Regions from separate parts of the Homo sapiens genome. Here region 2 is linked to region 1. A link is an interaction called in ENCODE POLR2A ChIA-PET data of the cell type or tissue named here. Cell type or tissue: MCF 10A. All regions are shown on one strand. Each heading gives the region's core, and the rest is flanking DNA. Links, peaks and the distances in the headings are about the cores only. Region 1 overlaps CLSTN2 (calsyntenin 2). Region 2 overlaps CLSTN2 (calsyntenin 2).

The links. Peaks named below come from ENCODE experiments on the same cell type or tissue, not always from the same donor. Only the 100,000 strongest peaks of a DNase experiment are listed, where the experiment ranks them.
Region 2: POLR2A ChIA-PET joins it to region 1 with 5 read pairs; 2 of 35 experiments call an interaction of 5 or more read pairs at or near these places.

The regions. Positions count from the first base shown.
Region 1 is chr3:140,290,517-140,294,912 of GRCh38, reverse strand. The region is part of intron 2 of CLSTN2 (calsyntenin 2); the gene reads right to left. Among named protein-coding and RNA genes, the nearest start is that of CLSTN2-AS1, 220 kb to the left of the region's middle. In MCF 10A, for the core only: no CTCF peak of the experiment used is centred there; a DNase peak (open chromatin) is centred at 2,002.
Region 2 is chr3:140,212,708-140,217,103 of GRCh38, reverse strand. All of the region lies in intron 2 of CLSTN2 (calsyntenin 2), which reads right to left. Among named protein-coding and RNA genes, the nearest start is that of CLSTN2, 280 kb to the right of the region's middle. In MCF 10A, for the core only: a CTCF peak has its summit at 670 (motif pointing right); no DNase peak of the experiment used is centred there.

The sequences.
Region 1 (4,396 bases), core at 109-4,108:
GTGAGCTCTACCACCCCCTTCTCCCCATGAAAGAATACAAGCAGTCAGCAGTCTGCAACATGGAAGAGTGCCATCATCAGGACCCAACCATGCTGGCACTCTGACCTTGGACTTCCAGCCTCCAGGGCTGTGAGAAATGAATTTCTGTTGTGTATAATTCACCCAGTCTATGGTACTTTGTTATAGCAGCCTCACCTGAATAAGACAGAAAGAGAGAGGGGAAGAGAAAGAAAATGAGTGTTCATTGATGGCAGGGGTTTGATACACTCACACATTGTGGGCAGGGAGGGAAATTGATCTCCTAGGCTCATGGAGTTTCTGTTTCCCAACAGGCAAAAAAAAAAAAAAGACATTGGGGAGGCCATATAACTTGCCTTGTCCAATGAAATGGAAGCAGAGGAAGCAGAAGCCTTTAGGAGCTGGGGAACAATTTGTCACCCTTCATGATGATGGTGATCAGTGATGTTCTTAATGGTGGAGGTGACATCTGCCTGGGGCCTCCAGTAAAAAAGACTTGGAGCAAAAGTCAGTGTAGGCATGTAGCATGAGTAAGAAATAAACCTTTGTTATTTTAATTCATGGATAAATAAACCTTTGTATTTTAATCTACTGAGATTAACAGTTTAGCCCATGACTGTTACAATTTCTAAACTTTGTAATTACCCTGTTAGGTTAGATTATTTCCCCTATTTGCCAGCTTGACAAGCTGAGGCTCGCAGAAGCTAGGTAACTTCATAGTCACATCACATGAATGACCAAATCAAGACTTTTGATTTTATAGAAACCATACTCCATTTGCTATAACATGCTGTAACCCAAGATTCGTATGTTAAAAGGTATCTTAGAGATCCCTCAGTCCAACTGCCCCTTTGGAAGATGAGTAAATGGAGGCCCAGGGTCAGTGCTTTCCATGGGGCACAGAGTAAATCTGGGTTTCCTTTCAGTCTTATATTCTTCCCATGGTTTGCATCTCAGTCTTTGATGCTGAAAACTCTAGAGCCTTCACAAAACTTAGGAAAGGTGGAAGGAGGATGGAATAGAAAGAATATAGTGTAGACAAAGGAAAGGGTGAATTTGGCTCTCAGCCAGAAAACAGCCAGTCAGGGACTGGCTCAAGACATCAGAGGTGCCCATCAATGCTTGGACCCAACAAGCCCAGAATCAAATTGTCAGGGTGCCTCAGCATCACTCCTCCTGAGGTTCCTCTCACGTAGTAAATGGTATCAACGTCTTCTTCATCTCTCAGGATAACATCCCTGGGACTCTCTCAACTCATCCTTTCCCTCATCCACTCCATTATCTAAGTTCTAGGTACCGTCCTGCCTAAATATATCTTAATTTCATCCTTTCCACTGCTCACTTAGGCCATCATGATCATCATGGGACATTCCTCTCAGCTCAGCCCAAGCACCTTTTCTCTGACATATCCAATGTTAAGCTTTGTGATACATGTATGTGGAAGACAGGCCCCTGTCACTGACTGGCTTGTCCATGGCCTACCCATGAGGAAGGGGAGGAGCTCTGTAGCTGTGAAGATAATTCACAGCCTTGCCTGGATAGGAAGTAGGAATGACCAGAGTGTGCTCAAGCTAGGCCTACTAAGGAAAGTGCCAACTGCCCCTCCGTGCTGCCCACTGAGTGCTCTCCTCTCCTCTGTCACTCTACATCCCTCAGTCTACACTAAGAGTTCACCTGCTTATCAACCCAATGAACCACCTTCAATACCTCTTTCAAATCCACTTCTCCCAAGAATCCCTAATTATTTGATCACCCTGAAGATTCAGCTTGCACAACTGGGCTGGGAATGCTGTTGTTAAAGAGGGAAGACAAATCAAGCTTGATTCCAGTCCTCTTTGCTAGGCTTCTCCATCAATGTGCCACTCTGGTTCTGAGGTCTAATAGTGTTTATCTCACGTCTACTCTAAGTCCGCAGGGACAGTTTACTAACTGCCTGGGCAGCAGGCCAGGGTGACTCCAGGCAAACCACCAACCAGAGACTCAGCCTCATTGTCTTCATAAATGGCTAAACTCTCTTACAGTCTTCCAAAGTGGAAAGCTGTGGTTTATTTAGTCATTAACTATTTGGAAAGTTCCTTGTGATTTTTAAAGCACAGACACACACATTATCTTGCGTAGTTCTCCCAGCAGCCCCATGACGGCTATATTGCTATGCTCACCCTCATTTGGCAAATGATAAAATTGAGCCTGAGAGAGGTTAAGTAACTTACTTAATGTCATTTGATTAATAAAGGTTGCAAGGTGAATTTACATCCAAGTTTTCTGACTGTGCAACTTGCATGATTCTCTTCTCTATGCAGTAGTTCTAACAGGCCTGAAGTGCTGGGGTAACTAGAGATTAATGTTGCAGCTTATGGGTAAAGGTATCAATTTGTTAATTCTTGGACAAAGATTTGCTGAGGAATGAGTCCATCACTATGTGAGTCACTCAGGACACAGTAATGCTCAAGGCAGATAATGTTCCTGCACATTGGGGGCTCTATTTTAGTAGGGAAGAAGAAAAAAAACAAATATTGACAACATAGTTAACTGGGTGAATCAGAGAAGACCTAATTGAGGAGGAGATATTTTGGGCAGGATATTCGTAACAGGAAAGAAGCGGCTGACAGCCATGGGAAGAATGAGGCAACAGCTCCCAGGAGGAGGAGCAGCACATGCAAGGATCCAGCCTGTTGGAGGAATGGAGAGAGGTGAGAGGGTTTGGGTGTCCTGAGCAAGGAAAGGGGTGGCAAGAGGAGTGCTTGGGAGGCAAGCCTTAGATAGGTCATGGGGGTTTTATAGGCCATGGACAGAGGCATTGTTTTTACTGTAAAGACATTGAAAGTCTTTGAATTGAATTGAGGAGGGGAGAAAGATGATCTAGATTTTGTTTTAGAAAGATCCTCCAGCTTTGAGTGGAGAATACATTGAGGAAAGGTGAGGTGGAGTAGGGAGACCAGTTAGGAGGCTCATGTGGTCCTCCAGGTGGGATGGAGATGGAGAGGACACACCAGTTTGAGACAAGTTTTCAAGCGGCAGCTGGTGAGACTTGTACTGTGGTGTTAATGGGCAGAGGAATCAAGGCTGATTCTGAGTTGGAGTGGTTGGAAGCTCATCTTTCAGACACGGATGACTGAGGGACAATCATTTGAGGTGTGAGGAGGCGGCAAAGTTCTCCTTTTGGCATTGGATTAAAGTGCTTGAGATGGTAGAGTGGAGATGCCAAGCAGACAGGGGAATACGCAGGACTGGAGTTCATGAGAGATCTCGTCTGGAGATGGGGGAAGTTGCCAGCATATGGATGGCCCAGAGGATAATTTTGGAGGAAGGGGCAGAAACAATGAATAAAAGACTCCATTATTTGGCTGTCTGGTGGAAGAAAAGGAGGCAGCAAAGACAACTGAGAAGGAAGTTCAAGAGACAATGGAATCACAGAATGCAGGAGAGAAAGGTGTTTCAAAGGGGAGGGGCAGTCAGCATTGCTGAGTGATGGGAGAGGTCCAGCAGAAAGTTGGGGGGGGAGGGGAAGCACTTATCTGATTTAGCATCAGGTCATTTACTGGTGACCTTGACAAAGGCAGTTTCAGATACATATTAGGAAGGGAGGACAGCCTGGAGGGGAGAGAGAGTAATAAAGTGAGGAGGCGGGGCCATGAGTACGCAAGGCATTGGAGAGTAATAAGCACTAACATATAGTGAAAGCTCATCTCGGGCCAGGCTCTTTCTATATGTTTTACATGAATTCATGGATCCATGTCTACTTTTTAATAACCACATGGGACAACTATTAATATTAGCCCCCTTTTAAAGAAAAAAATACTCTGGTGTTCAGAGAGATGAGTAATGTTTTGCTGAGAAGGATGGTAGGGATTTTTGGATGTAATTGAAGGTGATGTGAAGAAAAGACAGGGATTTAAATTTTATGTTGTTTTTAATATCAGGTAGTTGGCCCTGTTTGTATGCTGATGAAAATGATCTGGGAGAGAGGGGTGTTAAAGGAGGGCATCATTGCAGATCAGGTGAAAAATTAGCCCTGAAAGGCATGAGGACATTGCTTCCACTAAAGGAAGGATGGTAAAGGAGCTGTTGTCTGGTAGCTTCTATTTTCACAAAGCATGGCGTTGGGTCATCAGATAGAGGAGTAGCAGCTAAAGGTGGCTTGAAGACCAAGGAGGAAGTGTGAATCAGGATACTTAGGCTTAGACATTGAATTATCCATTCTATGCTCCAAAGCTAGCGGTCAACCAGGACTCTGGAGGATCGCAACCAGGGAAAGCCTTTCCTTGTCAGTCGCTTGTAGGTTGTATTGTAATTGGTGTATTTGTGTGTGATTTGCCCCATAGACTGAACTTCTCAGAAGACAAGAGAGTGTTCCCTTCCCCCTACCTCCTCCTTTTCC
Region 2 (4,396 bases), core at 121-4,120, 78 kb after region 1:
GTTAAAAAAACTGCACCCTGGAGTCACATCACTGGGATTCAGATTGTACCCTGATCATTTCAGCAGCGTGATCTTGGTTAAGTTACTTCACTTCTCTGGACCACTGTTCTCTCATCTGTAAAATGGGTATAGTAACCATGTCTACTGCATGGGTTTTTATAAGGACTATGAGTTAGTATATGTAAGGCATTTATGACAGAGCCTGGCATATGGTCAATTAAATATGTCAGATTATCTGTGGGACCTCCTTTCACTGTAGTTTCCCAGGTTTTTCTGCCTGGTCTTGTCTGAGTATATTCTTCCTATTTCACATCCATTACCACCAAAACCTAATATCTGTACAAAACTTGGAAGTTTACAAAATGCTTTTGCACTTTACATCTCATATAATCTTCACATCAGCTCCTAGTATTATTTCCCTTCCGTCTGATTTTGGACAACCAGGCACCATTTTCTCTTCTCTATGCTTTCCCTTAAATCACAGGGTCTCAACACCCAAGAACCAAATTTCCTAGCATTCTAATCAGCAACTGAGAGGTTTGGTTTTTTAATTTTTGTAAGAGTCACAGCAAAGAGGCACACGTGGAAAAGCTTAAAGGGGAGGAGAAGCAGAGCACTCATTGCTCCAGAAGCAGTAGTGGGAAGCAATTCCTCTGCCCTCCAGCAGAGGGTAGACAGTGGAATGAGGCCAGCGACATTTGGGCATCCTCCTGAGAAGCCCCCACGTTAGTGCTGTACTTCCTCACCTCCTGAACTAGTGGTGGCTTTTCCTTTCCTTCATCCCTTCTGCTTCTCTAAAGATCTTGTATCCTCTAATTCGTGGTCGCCAATGTTTTGGGCACTAGGGACCGGTTTCATGGAAGATAATTTTTCCATGGATGGGGGTGGGAGGCGGGTTGTTTCGGGATGAAACAGTTCCACCTCAGATCATCAGGCATTAGATTCTCATAAGGAGCTTACAGCCTAGATCCCTCACATGCACGGTTCACAATAGGGTTCATGCGCCTATGAGAATCTAATGCTGATCTGGCAGGAAGTGGCGCTCAGGCGATAATGCTCACCCACCCCCTGCTCACCTCCTGCTGTCCCGTGCAGTTCCTAACAGGCCATGGACCAGTAATGGCCCGAGGCCCCAGGGGTTGGGGACCCCTGCTCTAATTCCCTCTGTGAGATCCCTTTTTGTTTGAAATACCTAGTGTTTCCACTTTCTTAACAAAACCCAAACTAATACACCTACTTTATATTAGATAATACATATTGAGTACTCACCATATGTCAAGCACTGTTTTAAGCATTTTATATGAATTAACACATTTAATCCTTATAACAATGCGGTTTGAAAGGTGGCACTATTACTGTGATTTTTAAAGATAAGGAAGCTGAAACACAGGGAGGGTAAGTTACTTGTGCATGATTATTGCTATGCTCTACTGACTCTCTCCACTATTGCTATACTCTACTGACTCTCTCCACCTACTGAATGTTTACTGTATGCCTGGCATTGTGCTAAATTCTTAAATAAGCAAGGAGTCTCAGGTTTCTCCAAGATTACATAGCTAGTCAAAAGCCAAGCAGGAATTCTCATTCATTTCCAACCCCCTATCCAATGGTTCTTTCTCCAAAACTTCTGCACAGAAACAACTATCATGGGAAAAAAGGACAGATAAATTGCTACAGTTAAAGTGTGTTTGTGAACGAGTTATCTGCCTTTTGTTCTATGTGCTCTTTATGTTTTACCAAAGAAACTGTTTTATTCCAAAGAATGAGCCTGCCATATCCCATTAGGCCCAGGGATAGGTGGGTATTGCCATATAAAACACAAGTAAGGGGAAATGGGAGGAGAGAAGGATTGAAGAGGAAGAGAGGGAGAAAGTGTATGAGGGAAAAGGGGCCAAGAGAAGAGTAAGAAAAAAAGTCAAGGCAAGAAGATGAAGAGGAGAGAAAGACGGCAAAGCCACAGGCTTTTCCTATTGTAAAACCTACCAGTCATACATCAGAGTAAAGGCAGAAAAGAGAATCTTCCCACCTCCTATTTCTACCAGGGGATCAAGTTCTCTCCTTGCAAGAAGTGCAGTTACTAAAATATTCATCCCCTTGCCCTAGATTTACATTATAATGCAGAATCCATAAGTGTTAGTTATTTTGGTTGCTTGATAAAAATTTGATGCATTATGATTAACGTGCATATAATAGTCTAAATTTATTATGTTGTATAAAGACTTCAAAAATATATGGCACCTACGCTTTTCCAAAGTGTAAGAAAACAGATAAGGTTTCAGACAGTCAAAGAAAGATTGCTTTCATTAAATTATGCCGTTACTGAATTTCTTCCCCTATGCTGTATTTTCCCTGTTCTCAAAGCTGTCTGCCACATGAGCAATGACTTGGTGTGGGAATTTCCCCTAGATCTCTAGAAGCAATCCTTGGAGATGCTATTTAAATAATTAGGGGATTCTTTACTGAAAGTCTGCAAGTAGTGAAGATGTGTTAGAAAGATGTTGGGAAAGGGAGTTAGTGTGACCAGGTTACTTGGAGATGATGCACACTCTGGCTCTAGTCCCTGGGACATTTTGAAGCTGAAGAATACTGATCACCTACTCATGCTAGGTACTTTAAAAACCCCTTCAAAGTGGACCTATTCTTTTTTTTTAAGACAGAGTCTCACTGCAAGGCCCAGGCTGGAGTGCAATGGCATGATTTTGGTTCACTACAACCTCCACTTCTCAGGTTTAAGCGATTTTCCTGCCCCAGCCTCCCGAGTAGCTGGGACTACAGGCACGCAGCACCACACCCAGCACCACACCCAGCTATTTTTTTTGTATTTTCAGTAGAGATGGGGTTTCACCATATTGGCCAAGCTGGTTTTGAACTCTTGACCTCAAGTGATCCGTCTGCCTCAGCCACCCAAAGTGCTGGGATTACAGGCGTGAGCCACCATGCCTAGCCTATTTTTTTTTTATAGATAAGGAAGTTGAGGCTCGGATAACCCTATCTAAGACAAATCTAGTAGAGTTGACTTGGGGATACCTTGTACTCATTGCTGTTTATTTTACTTTAGAACTATAAACTAAGCTGCTGGGCCAATTAAACTTTTCTGATCACTGAATATTGAATGGATTAGCTCAAGGATAGAAATTAAACCTAAGTGTTCAACCTCCTACAAGGCCTGTAAGCTCCCTCTGCTCTCATATCCCTCCAGCAAATCCTCTTCTACTTCAGTCAGCTTGGGTGTTTTTCTGTTGCTTACAACTCTGTATCTCACTGATACAGAGCAGGGCTGGATTCGAGCCCCAATCTTACTGAAGCCAATACACAAGGCCATGTTGACCTTCTGCAAAGAAAAGTGAGACTCCACCATCTTGCTAACCTCCTCGCTAACCAAGGGGCCCTGCATTCTCCCCATCACACGGTCAGACCTAGAATAGATGAATGAGGCTAAAACCAGGCATCCTCCTAAATGTAGCACAGAGGAGGGGACCCTGTCCACCAATTGCTACTCCTCAGCACAGCATTCAGCTCTGCTTCTTGGGCAGCTCTGGGCCTGTATCTCTTCCCAGGCCTGTGGGCCATGTGCTCCTCACTTTACTCTGCTAAGAATCAGCAGAGAAGGCCTGGGTTCTCAGCTTCCTTAGGACTAGCTCCTGCCACAGCTCATGCCAAGCAATAGGCAGGTGGAAGGATTATGCCCTATGCAACCTGTGCTCACTGGTATTGTCCAGGGACTCTCAGGATCTTTTTATTGCTTCCCTACCCCTGCCTAGTCCTGGATATTTCCATATCATATCACATATTTTCTTTGGGTAATATGTGGGTACATGAATACAAACATGCAAACACACCACAAACGACACACACACACAACACACACACATGTTACAAAAAATAATACTAAATCTAGGGAAGGATCCTGGGACTGAAGGTGGTAGTCAGAGAGGAGTTTAACTTCATCTGCTGTTTCTTTTCTTCCTTTTTTGCTTAAACAAGGAGAACATGTTCATATATTACTTCTGGTATTAAAAATGAAAGGAAAAGTGCTAATGGCTATGAAGTTATTTGAAGTTTAATTGCTTGATGATGGGTTCATTTATTTGCCAATATCCATCAGGCTCCTCCTGGGAATCAGACACTCTGTAAAGAGACAGGGTGTGGTGGGAAGACAGACTGCACCTTCCCTCAAGGAGCCTATGCTAGAGAGCCAGCAATCACAACAGGGAATGAAGGGCACTGTGAGGGGGCACACAGCTCAGGCATGGAGCACAGGGATGGGTGTCCAGAGCCTGAGGGCTGAGGCCTGGTGGGTCTTATGGTGGGGGATTAGAATTTCAGGCATAAGCGACAATATGTGGCAAGATCTAGAGTGAACAGAAACATGGCCTATTTGAGAAAATCAAATGAG